Linked DNA regions of Homo sapiens: regions 1 and 3 are each linked to region 2. A link is a contact called in ENCODE Hi-C or POLR2A ChIA-PET data. All regions are on one chromosome and are shown on one strand. Each heading gives the region's core, a stretch centred on a gene start or an enhancer-like site at or near the end of the contact. The rest is flanking DNA. Distances are from core to core; before and after follow the strand shown. Region 1 overlaps MYCBP2 (MYC binding protein 2). Region 2 has its middle 57 kb from the start of SCEL. Region 3 overlaps MYCBP2 (MYC binding protein 2).

Region 1 (3,777 bases), core at 432-2,931, 420 kb after region 2:
AAGCAGTTGATTGAAATCTTTTTTTATATCACTAGGCAGAAGTGTTCTTTTAATCTATACATGTACCAGGCTAATGAGGAGCAAATTCTGCCTCTTTATGCTGTGCTTTCTATGTTGCATGCTCAGCTTTAATTTGTGATTTGTGTGAACCTCTGTAATCAACAGAATGTATAAAATATTCAGAAGCCAGGGGGAAATAATTAGATTATCCCCCAGTAGCTAAGGCTCTTCTTAATTTCCAAAATCCAGAATGGTATTTTTACAACATTATATAATTGATCTATACATAATGATACATACTTCTATACATACACAAGTTACTGTGCACTAAATAGGTTTTTTTAACTTTTGCCCATTGCTTATATTTTCAGTTCTCATGATTCCAAGATAATAATAGTCTCCAAAAGAAAATCATAAGTCAGTAATTTCTTCTTCTTTCTGTGAGATACAAAATTGAATAATTTTACTTTTTTTCCTAACCTAGCTTACTTTATATAAGTGGCATGAATGTTAAAAAGCAGGAGAAGCCAAAGGCCTAGTTAATAGTATCCCAATTTACTGTAATGAAATTTAGTAAATAATAATGTCCCAATTTCAGTGTCCCAATGAATTTTCATTATAGTAAATTTCTTGATTTTTCTCTTACCTGCTTTAAGTAGTGCCTTGCATTAAATAATCTCCCAGTCACTCAACTGTTTATCATTATTATATTTGCTTATGTCCTTTTCTTTTGTTTATTTAAGCTGGATTGTAGTCACATATTCCACTTACAGTGCTGTCGGCGAGTATTAGAAAATCGATGGCTTGGCCCAAGGATAACATTTGGATTTATATCTTGTCCCATTTGCAAGGTATGGAAAGAATCTGAAATCATGTACTTTCTTTTTCTTTTGTTCTTTCTTTTCACCTTTCAAAATAAACATATGTCAGTATCTCTTGGTTTTACCCACCAGCCCCTAGCAGTTTCTTCCCTTCTCATTCATGTGGAACCTGAGAATATAATCTCTCTGTTATAATGCATCTCAAAACAGTAATTGTCCATTTAAAACTGATTACATTCTGTTAAACATATTACATGAGAAAGTTCATTTAAACATCGTGATGCATTAAAGGGCATGCATCTCTACTCTCAGACCACTAGAGAGCTCAGTTGACATAACATGACAACGGCTACCAAAAAGAAGAATGATCCTCTGGTGTTTGTAGAAACTGATACCTGCCATTAAAGAGTGAAATTGGAACCCTCAGTACCACTAGAACAGATTCTTTTAGAGCTTAGTTAAAACAAGGAGAAAGTTCTTGGCATTTTGACACATTTGTACAAAGGTAGTCAGCAAGTAGGAAGTTGTTTTGGCAAGCTAATAATGATTAACAAAAAGCTGTTTTTGAAGAATGTGGCAGTACTTTCCCTATTAATTCATCGCCCCTTTTTGTTCTATTAAGCTCTCCCTATTTTCTTATCTTCGTATTTGCAAACTAATATAAAGGGTAGAATGTGGAAAGACTTAGCACAATCATTGTCTAGATAGACTGAGGAATAATCAAAAAGATTGTAGTATTTTGCTCTCCCCTATCATATGGTGCTACAAATATTAATAGATACATGAAAGTTTTACAGCAAATACTACCTGTTCACTTCTGTCACCTGGCGTTCTGCCTTCCCCTCAAGGAAGCAAAACACACACACACACACACACACACACACACACACACACACACACACACACACACACACACCAAACACAGAGCGTGTCTTATTTGTGGCAACAAGGTAACTTTGTTTCCACAATAGCTAGGGCAACAGGAGATATATTTCAGACGCAGGAAATATAAAGCTAATAAAATGGAATTTTCATGCTCTGTGTCCCATTTGCCCCATTTTCCCTGCTCTTGGAAAAATATGGGCTTCTAAAGAATTTACAGAATGTTTTTCAAATGACATTTTATTTAGAATATGTGTGCTGTCTGGTTATCTTCTAGCACAATGCTTGGCACTTAGGTGCATGCTAAGTGTTTGTTGAGTTGGTTAATAAATGATTCTGCTAAAGAGTGTTCATTTTTTATTGCAGAACAAAATTAATCACATAGTACTAAAAGACCTACTTGATCCAATAAAAGAACTCTATGAGGATGTCAGAAGAAAAGCCTTAATGAGATTGGAATATGAAGGTCTGCATAAGAGTGAAGCTATCACAACTCCTGGTGTGAGGTTTTATAATGACCCAGCTGGCTATGCAATGAATAGATATGCATATTATGTGTGCTACAAATGCAGAAAGGTATGCTATAAATTATACTGAGAAGTTTTAAAAACTAGAGCTTACCTATATGATTAAGAATTCAAATTGTACAGTGATATCTAATTATTCCATCTTAAGCCTGAAGTTAAAAATAAGATAGCTTGGTACAATGTTTCCCAATGTTTCCAGTAAAACTTGTTTACTTAACTTGTTTGGGGATTCTTTATTTAACCTGAACAAACTTTTCGAAACATGCAGTATTTCTGTATACAAGCTGCTTCCCATCAGTAATAACCTGTTGGCCCAGGGCAATTCCTTCTCGAATAAACTTCTCTCACTTGACTCTGCTAACCATTCCTTCCTTAAAACCCTTAATTCCTTGGCTTCCAGGACAACACACTCTTTTTCTGTCCTCCTTCCTTTCTAGTCATTTATCTTTAACTACTTCTTCTTTTTTTTTTTTTAACCTACCCCTTACATATTTGTTTTCCTAGAGCTCCATTCTTGCCTACTTAATAAATACTTCCTTACCTTGGGTGACCTCTTTTACATCTATACCTTCACCTACCATGTATATGTTTATGACCCCCCAAAATTTTTGAGATTTAGTTACAAATAACCAACTGCGTACCAGACATTTGGATCTCTCACACATACTTCAGAGTTCACATGTCAGGTATTATATTCATCAATCTTGGCCGGGCACAGTGGCTCACACCTGTAATCCCAGCACTTTGGGAGGCCAAGGTGGGCAGATTTCTTGAGCTCTGGAGTTTGAGACCACCCAGGGCAAGATGGCAAAACCCCATCTCTACAAGAAATACAAAAATTAGACAGGTAGGTTGGCATCTGCCTGTAGTCCCAGCTACTTGGGGGACTGAGGCAGGGGAATCGCTTGAGTCCAGGGGGTTGAGGCTGCAATGAGCTGTGTTTGTGCCACTGCAGTCCAGCCTGGGTGACATAGTGAGACCCTGTCTCAAAAAAAAAAAAAAAGACTTTACCAATCTCTGATCTTTATTGACAAAATCCTATCAATTCTGTCTCCAGATCTCTCTTGAGTCCTTTTTTCTTTCCATTACATCTCCAGCAAACCTAATCATTTTCCTTGGTAATTACAGTAGCCTTCTTCCTGAGCTCGGGTGTAGAACCCCTAATTCCTCTGTTGCATCCCTTACACTGCTGCTAATTAATACTTCTAGATCTAAAATCTAACTGGATCACTCTTCTACTTATAATACGGTAGCCCAGTCTCCCTCTCCAGTCTCATCTCCCAAGATGCTACCATTTGCTCTCCATTTGCTGCCACATACCAAATAACTTGCATTTCCCAAACTCAGCCCTGTCTGCTCACCCACTGACACCCCCATGCCATTGCACAGGCCATTGGTGTTTAAAGGATGCTCTTCTCTACCTCCCCCTGCATATTTTACTCTGACCTGCCACCCCCAACCCCATACACACATGCTGTCATGCAGAGCCTAATCTGTCTTGTCATACCTCGGGCTTCAGCTCAGGTTTCACCTCCTCTGTAACATAC
Region 2 (3,675 bases), core at 346-2,845:
TTTTGAACAAAGACCCAGACAAAGGGAGACACAAACCTTCCCTGAAATTGTTCAGTGAAAAAATCAGGGACTTGCAAACTCTAGCAAATTTCACAGAAGAACCTTTAACCTAACTTTTCAATTTTGCAATTGTACAGCTCTGGAACATTTCAGAGGGATTTCCTTCGCTGTCCAGAAGGAAAATATTATTGAACTAAAAAAAGTTTGAGACAATAGAAATTTGTTAAGAAATCTGGATTTTGTCTGATTCAGTTCTTTTTGACATTAAGAGGTTGATCTACTTTGTATAGAAGAGTGTTAAAGAAAACGTAGACAAAAGGCATTTAGGACCCTTATAGAAGTATTAAGTAGTGATACATGAAAACATTTATTTACAGTGGGCTTTGTTTTCATTGATTAAAAAAAAAAGGAACCACCAAAACTGTTCTTGCTAGAATTCAAAAAGACAATGAAAAGCTCATCTCCATAGTCTCTGAGGAATAAAATAGCTTGGGTGTGGTTATGTTTGGTGATTTAGCATGCTGAGTTAATTATTTTTCTTTTCTTTTCTTGAGACAGGGTCTCTCTCTGTTGCCCAGGCTGGAGTGCAGTGGCACCATCACAGCTCACTGTAACCTTGAACTCCTGGGCTCAAATGATCCACCCATCTCAGCCTCCCGAGTAGCTGGGACTACAGGCACATGCACCACCAAGTTTGACTTTTTCTGGGGAGGGGGGATGAGTGTCTTACTAGGTTTCCCAGGCTAGTCTGGAACTCCAGGGCTCAAGCGATTTTCCTGCCTTGGCTTCCCAAAGCACTGGGATTACAGGTGTGAGCCACTGCGCCTGGCCATTAAATTAATTCTTAAAAAAATGTCCTCCCTCTGGTTTTGGCAAGCAACTGAACTGAACTGAGACATAAATCTGTAGTCTTCGTTTTAGATTGCAGTTGAATTCATGAAGTAAAAATGTGCTTCTGACATGGTATTTTAAAAAAATGAACAACTGCTCTGTCTCAGCTGGCATGTCCTAAAAGAAGACAGCATCTGGATAAAATTCAACATAGAATTTTAGCTTTTGTGGCATTTTGAATAAAAACAGTTGGCCAAACAACTACCTATTTAAATTATTGAAAGCTGATGATTACAAATAATACTTCTGGCTGATAATTAGAGTGGAAGTAGAAATCATTCAGAATGCTATGAGGTTGGACAGGATTCCAGAATTAGTTTTCCCTTAAATAGAGTGTTGCAGACAAAAGCAGTTTGGTCTTCAAAGAGCGAGTATTCTTAAACCATTGCATTCACCAATGGGGGCTATGAAGATGTGGGTTAATTTACTTAACACTTCAGAGGTTTGGAGTTTTCAGACAGCCGCAAAGATGAGGCCAAATCGAGATTAAAATTGCTCATTCTTCTCTTGTTCTTTTCAAACACAATAACATCACGTTCTTAGAAGATGACTTGCCATACAGAGCTTTTTATTTGAGACCCAACACGGTAAAGAAACAAGGATACAATCCTCTTTGTAAAACAAAATGTAATTGAAAACAGCCACTAGAGGGCAGTGAAAATACTGGGGATGTTGCAATGCAAGTCCTTTGATCAGAACCTTAAAATGAAAGCTGTTTTGCAGGATTTTGAAAGCATTTGATTGTTTAGCAAATGAGAGACCTGAGGGGTGGGGGTGGGGGTAGAAGCAAGAGAAGAAAGTATCTTCTTGATCATATTAATGTAACATTAATGAAAGACAGCACTACCACGTCTGGCCCGAGCCTTCAGGACGACAGTTGTAGGACAGTGATTCAGCACAGATGATGTAATGAGGTCAGTCCCCCAATTCACTCTGTAATTTAACCCTGCCTACAATAGATCAAGGAGGCTGGGCAACCGTAACACAACAAAACACAAATCATTGGCATTCGACCTTACAGAACATTCAAAAGCAACAGTATTGGTAGGTTGTTTGCTGAGTGTGTGTGTGTGTGTGTGTGTGTGTGTGTGTGTGTCTGTTTAATGCAAGCAATGTCTTTTTAAAAGATTGTGAAGTCAGAATTATTACTTTAAAAAAAAATTCCCACAGCTCCATTTAACCCACGCTATTTGTGGGAGGTGAGAAAGAAATGACTCACATGATCGCTAAAATGCTTGTGAAAATGCAGATAAAATGGTGACAGACATTGAAACATTCAGCTCTGATTCTTTAAAAATCCTTGCAAAAAGAGAATTGGGCTGGAGGTAGGGAGGGTACAATCAAGAATTAATTCTAAGCACTCTGCAGAATCTTAGACCTTAAAGCTAGAAAGCATTTTAAGGTCCTCTGCATCATACAATATTTTCCATATTTCCAGCCTATAATTTTGCTTTTAGCCATTTCAAAGTAGAAAAATCTCTATACTGTGCTAGTACATCAAGAAGCAGTTCTCAAATCAGCTACCACTGAATTGACTATGGAAATGTGGCTGTAGATACAATTTGCAATTGTCAAAAGCAACCAAAGAATCTTTAGGGACTCTAGGCATAGGTGTAGTGAATAAGCACAGAAGTCATAGCCAACCCACTTTTATTTTCTAAAGCAGAGAACTCTGGCAACCAGTGTTGTGAGTTCCGTGGATGGCATGCTGGCTCCTTGAAGGAAAAGGCTCTTAGACACACTCAAGCTTGAACACACTCAAGCTTGAACGATGATGAGAAATAACCATATCCTTATTCTTCAGAGTAAAATGATTCATCCTAACTTGTTGACAGTAAAGAGAAAAAGTGTGATTCTTAGGTCCATGACAGTTTCTCCAATCATCTATCTAAAACATAGCTGCGATTGATTTATTGAACATATTTACTCATATATTTTTGTCAATAAGTACATATTTTTCATATAGGCACACAGAAAAGCAAATCATATGATCTACTGTAAGAATCCGATGAGGATTTTTGTGACCACATTTTATTCTAACCTCTTTTCTAATAATCTGTGTGACCCTGGATTTGCCTTTTTCCCCCACTTCCATACAAGATTTGCATGGAAGCAGTAGAATCAGACAAGCCTAAAATATTTGGCCACTTGGATTCACTGGGGTCATTCTACTTACTGTAAGAGACAAGAGAACCCGAATTAGCAATTCTAATATTCCTGAAGAAGTCTTCATAAGCTATAATGGTTCTGAGTACCAAAGAGGTTTTGTATACCTGGTCCAGTTACTGCAGGGAAAGAACCTAGACTATACTATCTTACTTCCAGGACACATTGTAAAATAAATCAGTCATATGCAAGGGTAAAAGTTCTGATTCTAAAGTGCCTGCAAGTCTGGGATGCTTTGGGGCCCTGTCAAAATGTGCAGTGGAATAGATTCTAGGAATTTCTCTCTGAAGCTTCCTTACTCTTCCCAGAAGAGAGATGTGTACCCTCATGGTTTCTAACTACCTTACAGATGGCCCTGACCATTTCATATTATAATTATTGTACATTCCTAAAGAGTGTGGTCATGTTACATAGGTAGCTAGTCAGGCATGAGCAGAGCAGGAGAGGGCTCCCCACCTACCAACCAGTAATGTCAGGTGATCATTAGGTGATGGTCAGGTGGTTGTTAACTGTCTCTCTAAAATAATAATTGGTTGCAGCCAGTGCCAGGGAAAGGCAGTCTTCCAATATAAAGAAAAAACCTGGAACTGGTGATCAGTAGCTTCTCAGTAAGATCTC
Region 3 (3,332 bases), core at 589-3,088, 290 kb after region 2:
AAGCTAGATAGCTGGGTAGCAGGAACACTGAAAAATTTATTTTTAAATAGGTAAATATTGAAGAATGTTGTTTTTAGAAATGCTTAACTACTTTACCTTTTTTGTAACAAACTTCAAAGTTACTGTTGAGGGTAATTTAATAAATGAACTATAAAAGTGTCTTGGGCTCAGTAAAAAAAATTCAATTAAAAAACTCAGTAAAAAAATTCAAAAGAAAGTTTTGAAGTTGTCTACCATTGCCTTTCCATTTGATTCCGTTTATGGTATCATTTGAATTAATTGTTGTCTGTTTTTTCATATTCTGGATTAGGAATGTTTTGAGTCATTGTTGAGTATTCTTCACTGGAGCTGGACCACCTTAGTCTTAGGAGTTGAAGAACTTAGAGGATTAAAAGGATTCCAGTTCACAGCTACACTCCTAGATTTAGAGAGACTGCGCTTTGTGGGTACCTGTTGTCTGAGGTTATTGCGTGTCTATACCTGTGAAATTTACCCAGTGTCAGGTATGATGCATTTTTTTTAAATGACTATAGGGAGAAAATATTAGAGACATTGAGAAGATTTACTTTGAGATAACTGAGAGTTTATGCCCCCCAGCTGCATTTAAGCTGCTTCTAAAATGAGGGGAGAAAGTCAGCTTGCTATGATGCTTATGTATTTGCTTATAAAGAGTAAAATAGATTACATGTCATTCTGATACAAAAAGTAATAGTGGGCCAAAGTTAAATAATCTAATAAAGTTTAATTTTAAACAAATTCTGTCAAATAGAAATATTTTGAACAAGCAATTTGGACTTAAATGCTGAAACTAGGTTTTTATTCCCCCTTCCATTTAGATTAAAAATTGGGACTACACTTAATCTCTAAGTTGTTTCATTTCTAAGATATTAGTACTTGTGATACTTAGCTGTATAGGGAATTACTGAATTATATTGATTGTTTTCATGCATATTTAATATTTTGCTTAATTACCAATCTGCTTTTTCCCCCTCAAAGCTACAGGAAAAGCAGTTGTAGAAGAAACTAGCAAATTAGCAGAGTGTATTGGAAAAACCAGAACTTTGTTAAGAAAAATTTTATCAGAAGGAGTTGATCACTGCATGGTGAAATTGGATAATGATCCTCAAGGATATCTCAGTCAACCCTTGAGTCTTCTAGAAGCTGTCCTTCAGGAATGTCATAATACTTTCACTGCCTGCTTTCATTCTTTCTACCCAACTCCTGCCTTACAGTGGGCTTGCCTTTGTGATCTGCTGAATTGTTTGGATCAGGTAATTTAAGTTTGTAAAATGTTAGTTGAAAATCTGATATATTGCTTAATACTCTTCAAGAAAATAAATTGCAGTTGCCATATCTTCTTAACTTGTATAAAAGATAAATTAGGAAATCATTCGGTGTACATGACTTATATAAGCAAAGTTTAAAATTTTTTAAATCTGCTTCATCATCTTTTAGTTACAAAATTGGTAGGCACATTGTGCAGTTGCTGATTGGTTTTTGAATTGGAGTGAGTGATTCTGAGAGAGGGAGAGAGGAAAAGAACCATAGTGACCAGGGGAGAGCAGGGATAGCACCAGGAGGCCCCCGCCACCCTCATCTGTGAGAACAGGAAGGAGAGAGAGCTGAGAGAACAGTCATACTAGCATTGTTCATTCATTCATGAGGAAGCCACAACCTTTGTAAACCTTTATGCACCAAGTCACAGAGTTTCACAACACCTGAGGCAAAACACTGACAGAACTACAGGGAGAAATAGATTCACATTGACAGCTGGGGACTTTAACACTCCTCTTTCAGTAATTAATAGAGGAACTAGGCCAAAAACATCAGCGATGCAGATTTGAACAGTACTGTCAACCATCTTGATCTGACATTTACAAAACAGGATATGAAACTGCAAAATACATATTCTTTTCAAGTACACATGATTTTTAAAAGAAATATTTGGGACCATTCACTAAGGTAGATCATATGCTAGACCATAAAATGTCTTAATAAATTTCAAAAGATTAAAATGTGAAAGAATATATTTTCAGACCACAGTAGAATTACAGTAAAAATCAATAGCAAAGGATATCCAGAAAAAGCACCAAACATTTGGAAAATGACAGCACTTCTAAGTAAGCAGTTGATCAAAGAAGAAGTTATAAAGGAAATTTTAAAATGTTTCACATAGAAAGATAAAAACATAATATCAGAATTTGTGGGATTTAGCTAAAGCATTGCTTAAAAGAGCTCTTTATACCCTTAAATGCTTATATGAAGAAGAAAGGTTTAAAATCAGTGACCTAAGCTGCTATGTTAAGAATCTAGAAGGAAAAGCAAATCTAACCCAAAGTTAGAAGGAAGGAAGGAAATAATAAAGATAAGAGCAGAAATCAATGAAATAGAAAGTAGAGAAAATTAACACAGCTAAAAGTTGGTTTTTTGAAGAAAAAAAGTTGGTAAACTCCTAGCAAACCTGACTGGGAGAGAAGAGAGAAAGAAAAAACATGAAATACCATAATCAAAAGTGAAATAGGGGTTCACCGGGCACGGTGGCTCATGCCTGTAATCCCAGCACTTTGGGAGGCTGAGGTGGGTGGATCACTTGAGGTCAGGAGTTCGAGACCAGCCTAACATGGCAAAACTCAGTCTCTACCAAAAATACAAAAATTAGCCAGGCATGGTGGTGCACAGCTGTAATCTCAGCTACTCGGGAGGCTGAGGCACGAGAATTGCTTGAAGGCGGGAGGTGAAGGTTGCATTGAGGCAAGATTGTGCCACTGCACTCCAGCCTGGTGACAGAATGATACTCCATCTCAAAAAAAAAAAAAAAAAAAAAAAAAAAAAGAAATAGGGACTATCACTATAAACAACTTTATACTGGTGAATTTTTCAGCCTTAGAGGAAGTTGACAAATTCCTTGAAAAATATAATTTTATCAAAACTAACACATTAAGAAATAGAAAAATCTGAATTGCCTCATATCCATTTAAAAATTATCAAAAACTTTCCCACAAAGAAAATTTCAAGTCCAAATATTGTCATTTATGAATTCTGTTAAACATTTAAGAAAGAAATAATGTCAACCTTTTACAAAGTCTTTTGGAAAATACAGGAGGCAACACTTCCCAACTAATTTTATGAGTTTAGCTTTATCCTATACCAAAACCTAACTAAGATACTACAAGGAAAAATTACAGATGAATATCACTCAGAAACATAGATGCTCTTAAAAATATTATCAAACCAAATTGAACATGTAAACAATATATCATAACCAAGTGGGATTTATCTTAGAAATACTTAGTTAAATAATTGAAAATCGATGTAATTTACCATGTTAACTG

Evidence for each region. A loop is a pair of places that touch in the nucleus more often than their neighbours do. ChIA-PET counts read pairs that join two places held with the same protein, here RNA polymerase II (POLR2A). Pooled maps may share reads with other maps.
Region 1: a loop to region 2 is called in a map of Caco-2, with 4 times the contacts of the local background. The contact joins two enhancer-like sites. A Hi-C loop is called at or near these places in 1 of 168 maps with a recorded cell type or tissue (Caco-2) and 6 of 50 pooled maps. POLR2A ChIA-PET finds 5 or more read pairs at or near these places in 3 of 52 experiments (AG04450, HCT116 and OCI-LY7).
Region 3: a loop to region 2 is called in a map of OCI-LY7, with 2.2 times the contacts of the local background. The contact joins two enhancer-like sites. A Hi-C loop is called at or near these places in 10 of 168 maps with a recorded cell type or tissue (B cell, CD4-positive, alpha-beta memory T cell, CD8-positive, alpha-beta T cell and 7 more), 29 of 37 single-sample maps with no recorded cell type and 18 of 50 pooled maps. POLR2A ChIA-PET finds 5 or more read pairs at or near these places in 6 of 52 experiments (CD4-positive, alpha-beta T cell, GM12878, OCI-LY7 and 2 more).

The regions. Positions count from the first base shown.
Region 1 is chr13:77,054,060-77,057,836 of GRCh38, reverse strand. MYCBP2 (MYC binding protein 2) reads left to right here. Exons shown (of 83, transcript NM_015057.5): 79 at 744-851; 80 at 2,070-2,279. Among named protein-coding and RNA genes, the nearest start is that of MYCBP2-AS1, 20 kb to the left of the region's middle. Within about 2 kb of position 1,681, at least 3 of the 41 ENCODE cell types and tissues checked have a DNase peak (open chromatin) inside an H3K27ac peak, as active enhancers do.
Region 2 is chr13:77,476,456-77,480,130 of GRCh38, reverse strand. No RefSeq gene overlaps it. Among named protein-coding and RNA genes, the nearest start is that of SCEL, 57 kb to the left of the region's middle. RefSeq lists enhancers at 1,023-1,665, 1,666-2,310. Within about 2 kb of position 1,595, at least 20 of the 41 ENCODE cell types and tissues checked have a DNase peak (open chromatin) inside an H3K27ac peak, as active enhancers do; they include OCI-LY7, where a contact is called at or near this core.
Region 3 is chr13:77,183,042-77,186,373 of GRCh38, reverse strand. It overlaps MYCBP2 (MYC binding protein 2), which reads left to right. Exons shown (of 83, transcript NM_015057.5): 31 at 311-503; 32 at 997-1,271. Among named protein-coding and RNA genes, the nearest start is that of MYCBP2-AS2, 100 kb to the right of the region's middle. RefSeq lists an enhancer at 1,539-1,588. Within about 2 kb of position 1,838, at least 4 of the 41 ENCODE cell types and tissues checked have a DNase peak (open chromatin) inside an H3K27ac peak, as active enhancers do; they include OCI-LY7, where a contact is called at or near this core.